Regions from separate parts of the Homo sapiens genome. Here region 1 is linked to region 2. A link is a loop called in an ENCODE intact Hi-C map of the cell type or tissue named here. Cell type or tissue: heart left ventricle. All regions are shown on one strand.

Region 1 (2,500 bases), 60 kb before region 2:
TCAAGTAGGCCTAAGTGTCTATTGTTCCCCTCTTTGTGTCCATGTTTACTCAATGTTTAGCTCTCATTTAGAGGGGAGAACATGCAGTATTTGGTTTTTCTGTTCTTGCATTAATTCGCTTAGGATGATGGCCTCCAGGTCCATCCATGTTGCTGCAAAGAACATGATCTTGTCGTTTTTATGGCTGCATAGGAGTCCATGGTGTATATGTACCACACTTTCTTTATCTAGGGTACCACTGATGGGCATTTAGGTTGATTCCATGTCTTTGCTATTGCGAATAGTACTGTGATGAACACACGTGTGCATGTGTCTTTTTAGTAGAATGATTTATATTCCTTTGGGTATATACGCAGTAATGGGATTGCTGGGTCAAATGGTAATTCTCTTTCAAGCTCTTTGAGAAATCTCCAAACTGCTTTCCACAGTGGCTGAACTAATCTCCATTCCCACCAGCAATGTATAAGCACTATCTGTATAATGTTTACTGCTACATTCACAAGGGCAGGTAGGGGAGGAATCTAGTTCCACAGTCCACAGACAAACCGGAGAACTTTAACATCATCACAAATCATCACCCCTTAAGCAAGTTTCTCCTGACAGCTGAGACATTATCAAAGATGATTTATATTCAGAGATGCTAAGGCTAGTCTATGCCCAAAAGGAAAAAAAAACATGACCTTTAACTAGTTATACCTGGGGAAGGGAACCAAAAAGGGTGAAGGTGAAGGGACAGCTGGGAAAGTCAAAATAAAAATCTACCCAGAAACCTGCTGCTGAAGTATTTGCATTAAACAGTCTCAGCCCAGCATACATTGGTACATCCCATTGGAATTTCTTCTTCTCTAAATATGAGCCTACTTCAGGCATTTGCCATGTCATCAACTATCACTATTTTTTTAAATTCCTGAATTCTTTAGGGTTAGAAATCTCTCACAACAAAGACAAAAAAGTAGACTAGGATTCACTTTAAAAAAAAAATGCCCTGTGGCTGAGTCTGTCACCTGGGAATGTTTCAAAGTCAGCTCTCATCTTGGGGCAGTGCTTAGCAGAGGTGGGGCTGACTATACTGGGTCTCCTGCCTCCGACAGGTTCCAGTCTCCTCTCACTGAACTACAAATTTTCTAACTCTTTATGGACAGAGCAGACACTTGGCAACTAACTCCCTTTCTCTTATTAGGTCTCTCTTCAGAAAGGCTGGAGATGACACTGCTAACACCACCTTTAGAAGAAGAGGCAGCTCAACCCTCAGAAACACTCCCCTCTAAGGATTTATTTATCAAAATGTCACCACAATAATTGTTACAGCCAGCCTTGCTCCTTCAAAACCATGCTGCCTTGATAGACTACAGTTAGTTAAAATTCCTTTGCTTTGGTTGCTTTTAAAAAAAAATGTGTGTGTTACTGTATCTCACACACCACAGCTTTAGGAAATGTTAGCAAACTGCAAATAATCTCTCACTCACATAATTGTCAAGATGTTTAAAGTCATTTCCTTCTACAAATATGTCCAAACTCTGTTATCCTATCCCTATAAAGTTATATATCATTCAAGGGCTTTTAAGGAAAGTACACAAACCTGTATTAAGCAACAAATAAATGCCACAGACCAGGCTATGTGCTATTCATTACCCTCTCACTCTGTGAAGTGGGCAGTGGACATTCCTGTCTCTGTTTTACAGATAAGAAAACAAAGCCAGGCAAGTCCAAAGCAGTAGATGGCAGAGGCAAGAATCAAATTCAAGTCTGCGTGATTCCAAGTTCCAGTGATGTGCTTTCCTATGTTATTGTGACCCTCAAAAAGCCTCACGCATTTAAGTTTTGTGGGAACAAGGTGAAAATTGCCCCTGAGAAGCTTGGATTCATTCTTCGGGATGGGGCTGGGGGTGCTGGCATGGTTAACTTCAAGGAAAAGGCTTAGTCAAACCAGGCTGTAATCATACAAACTCATGCTCTCCAGTTCTCCAAAAAGGGTGCCATGAACATGTTCAGGAAAGAAAAGTAGCTCCCAAGAAAAACCAGCATCCTGAGGGAACCGCATGGCTGTAGTCTTCCTCTACCTCACCCATAAGGCGATCTCTGGCAGAGACAGGAAATGGGCTTCATCGCTATTGCCAGCCCAGATTGAAAGACAGTTGGAAAGATTCCGGGCTATGGCAAGAGTACAGAATCAACTAGCAAATGCTCATGGCCCTCCCTTCATTTATATGTTTGGTATGAGTCTGGTCAAATTATTTCAACCCTGTATGACTCAATTTCCCCTACCATCAACCCTACAACTTCTCCCCAATCATGAAACCATTTTGTTCATTGTTAATTTATACACTGTGAAAACGGAGGTGGAGAAAGGTACAGCCAAAATCTATAGTGAATCTTATTGTGTTTATTCTACTAGTTTTTATATAATTATTAAAAACTGATCAGTGGTAGTCTTAGAAGAATAATATTGATTATAAAACTATTCAGCATAACAAAAGAATATCCAATATAAAATAATCTA
Region 2 (2,500 bases):
TAACATATTTGGAGAACTTCTGGCTTGATTATCAGGTTTATATTGATTGGTCAGTAGCAGCTAAAAATTTTTATATAGCAATAGGGCTGCTGATAAGATATCCAACGGGTTGGGTTTGTTGTTGTTGTTGTCATTGTGTGTATGTGTGTGTGTGTTTATTAACCACACCTACAGAGAAAGCAATGAATTGTATGCTTTCCTCAGATTACAGAAGTAAAATGTAGTCACGATAAAGAGTCATTATCTATCCAAATTTTCAACAACATGTCTTACCATGCCTATTGCACAGCATCTGAAAGATCCTTGCTTTGCAGATTACTTTTTGGCTTGCTTTGCAGATTATTATTGGCTTGCTCTGCAGATTACTTTTTTCAAAAGGCAGAAGGGAGCAAAAAGAGAGCTTGTGACCAGCCAAAAAGGAAAACCAATTAGTGACGTGAAAGTTAATGGAATCCCGAATGAAAGTGGCCCTGTCACTATTCTCTTTTACATCCTGCCCATTCCATTGGCTTCCCGATTGCTTTCACTACAACCCTTGCCTCACCCCAAACCCCTAGTACACACACAGCCTCTTACTAATCCACTATGTGCACTACCCCTGCCATGACTGCTTTGATTTCCAACTTTTGTCACATCACTTTCCTCTCCCAAAGACAAAAATCTATCTTCTCCTTAACAAGCACTTAGCACTTACCATATGCCAGGCACTGTGCAAGTGCTTAACAAATATTAATCCAGTAAACCCTCACAAAAATCTTAAGAGGCAGTTGATATTTTAACTTCATTTTGCAGACAGATAAGCTGAGGCACAGGTTTTAGTAAATTACCTAAGGTACCTAAGATTACACAGCTAGTAAGTGGCACAGCAGGATTTAAACTCGCGTAGTCTGGCTCCAGAGTCCATGCTCCTAACCAGTACACTGTTGTTAGCATGGCCAAGTCCAAGTTTTAAACCCAACTCTCCAATATTATTGTGTACTGCACTCTCCAAAGCATCCATGCTGTGGTGATAGCCAATAACTTACTGTTCCACACACACAGCCTGCACCAGTCCCGCTCCACGCACTCAGCTGACAATCTCATGGCCTGCACAGCCTTCCACATCCCTTTTAAGGTTCAGCTTGCACACTGCCATTAAGATACAGACTTCCTATTTCCCCAAACAAGATCTATTTCTTCCCAGTTCAAATTTCTCTTGGTCTGTATATATTGGAGAGAAAATTCATCATGGTTTATACATAATGATCTGTATATTTGTTTGTTCCCTCCTCCCAGACAGGCAACCACAAGAAGAAACCACACCAAAAAAAGTGTTTTGTTCTTCTTGTCATCTGCACAGGATCTAATATAGTGTCTCGCTCTTGATTTCAGTTGCATTAAATTCGTATGGACAGTGTAGAAATATGAGCAGAATGAGCACATGATTAGATGGATTCATAGCTGGTAAATCAACCTTAAAGAATGGGTTGAAACTAACATGGTTGGAATACCATATGAGTAGGTATCTGAAATCAGCAATATTCAAATGTAAGATGAGGGAAATACTACTCAAAAGTCTTTGTAGGAAAAAAAGAACCATTTGCCTCAACTCTCCCTAATTGTATGACCTTAGACAATTTACATAACCACTTTGGGCCTTTATTTCATCCTTTATATAATATTATGCTTTACGACTGATACATGTAATGTGCCGGTTTATGCAGAAAGCATGTGGTCTCTGTTAACTCTTATTATTATCCCTATTATGGAGGGTTAGATTTCTGAAAACTCAGTAAACACCGACAATGTGACACAACTACTAAAAAGTTAGTGCAGGCCAGGCGCGGTGGCTCACGCCTGTAATCCCAGCACTTTGGGAGGCCGAGGCGGGCGGATCACGAGGTCAGGAGATGGAGACCATCCTGGCTAACACGGTGAAACCCCGTCTCTACTAAAAATACAAAAAATTAACCGGGCGAGGTGGCGGGCGCCTGTAGTCCCAGCTACTCGGGAGGCTGAGGCAGGAGAATGGCGTGAACCCGTGGGGCGGAGCCTGCAGTGAGCCGAGATCACAGCGAGACTCCGTCTCAAAAGGAAAAAAAAAAAAAAAAAAAATGGTAGTGTAGGCTTAAGCCCAACAGATATGAAGACCCAGGTCATAAGAAGAATGATCCAACTGGACTCTTCACTGGCAGTTCCAGAGAACTTTGCAATGAGATGTAACAGCCTGAGAAATCTTAGGTACAGAATTTACTATTTTATCATTGCCTACCACCACTACTGCTCTGCTCTCTAACTAGGTATATCAATACAACACCCATTTATTTTACAAAAGATTTAAAAGTGAGTAAAACTTCCAGAATCAAGGCTGGTATTAGAATAAATAAGACAAGAAAGACGGAAAAGAGGTTAATTGCATAGACGTTAAGAGCTAAAGAAAGATTCCATAAATAAGCTGGCGAGCTTCAAAGGAAAGTTAACATTATCTTAACATTAAAAAGAAAAAAAATGAAGATTTGTA

Evidence for each region. Hi-C counts contacts between places; a loop is a spot of excess contacts. Peaks named below come from ENCODE experiments on the same cell type or tissue, not always from the same donor. Only the 100,000 strongest peaks of a DNase experiment are listed, where the experiment ranks them.
Region 1: it touches region 2 in a loop (2.2-fold over the local background); 5 of 110 quality-filtered maps call a loop at or near these places.

Annotation. Positions count from the first base shown.
Region 1 is chr13:39,460,999-39,463,498 of GRCh38, forward strand. All of the region lies in intron 2 of LHFPL6 (LHFPL tetraspan subfamily member 6), which reads right to left. Among named protein-coding and RNA genes, the nearest start is that of LHFPL6, 140 kb to the right of the region's middle. In heart left ventricle, no CTCF peak of the experiment used is centred here; no DNase peak of the experiment used is centred here; H3K4me3 peaks cover 520 bases; H3K27ac peaks cover 1,661 bases.
Region 2 is chr13:39,521,474-39,523,973 of GRCh38, forward strand. All of the region lies in intron 2 of LHFPL6 (LHFPL tetraspan subfamily member 6), which reads right to left. Among named protein-coding and RNA genes, the nearest start is that of LHFPL6, 80 kb to the right of the region's middle. In heart left ventricle, no CTCF peak of the experiment used is centred here; no DNase peak of the experiment used is centred here.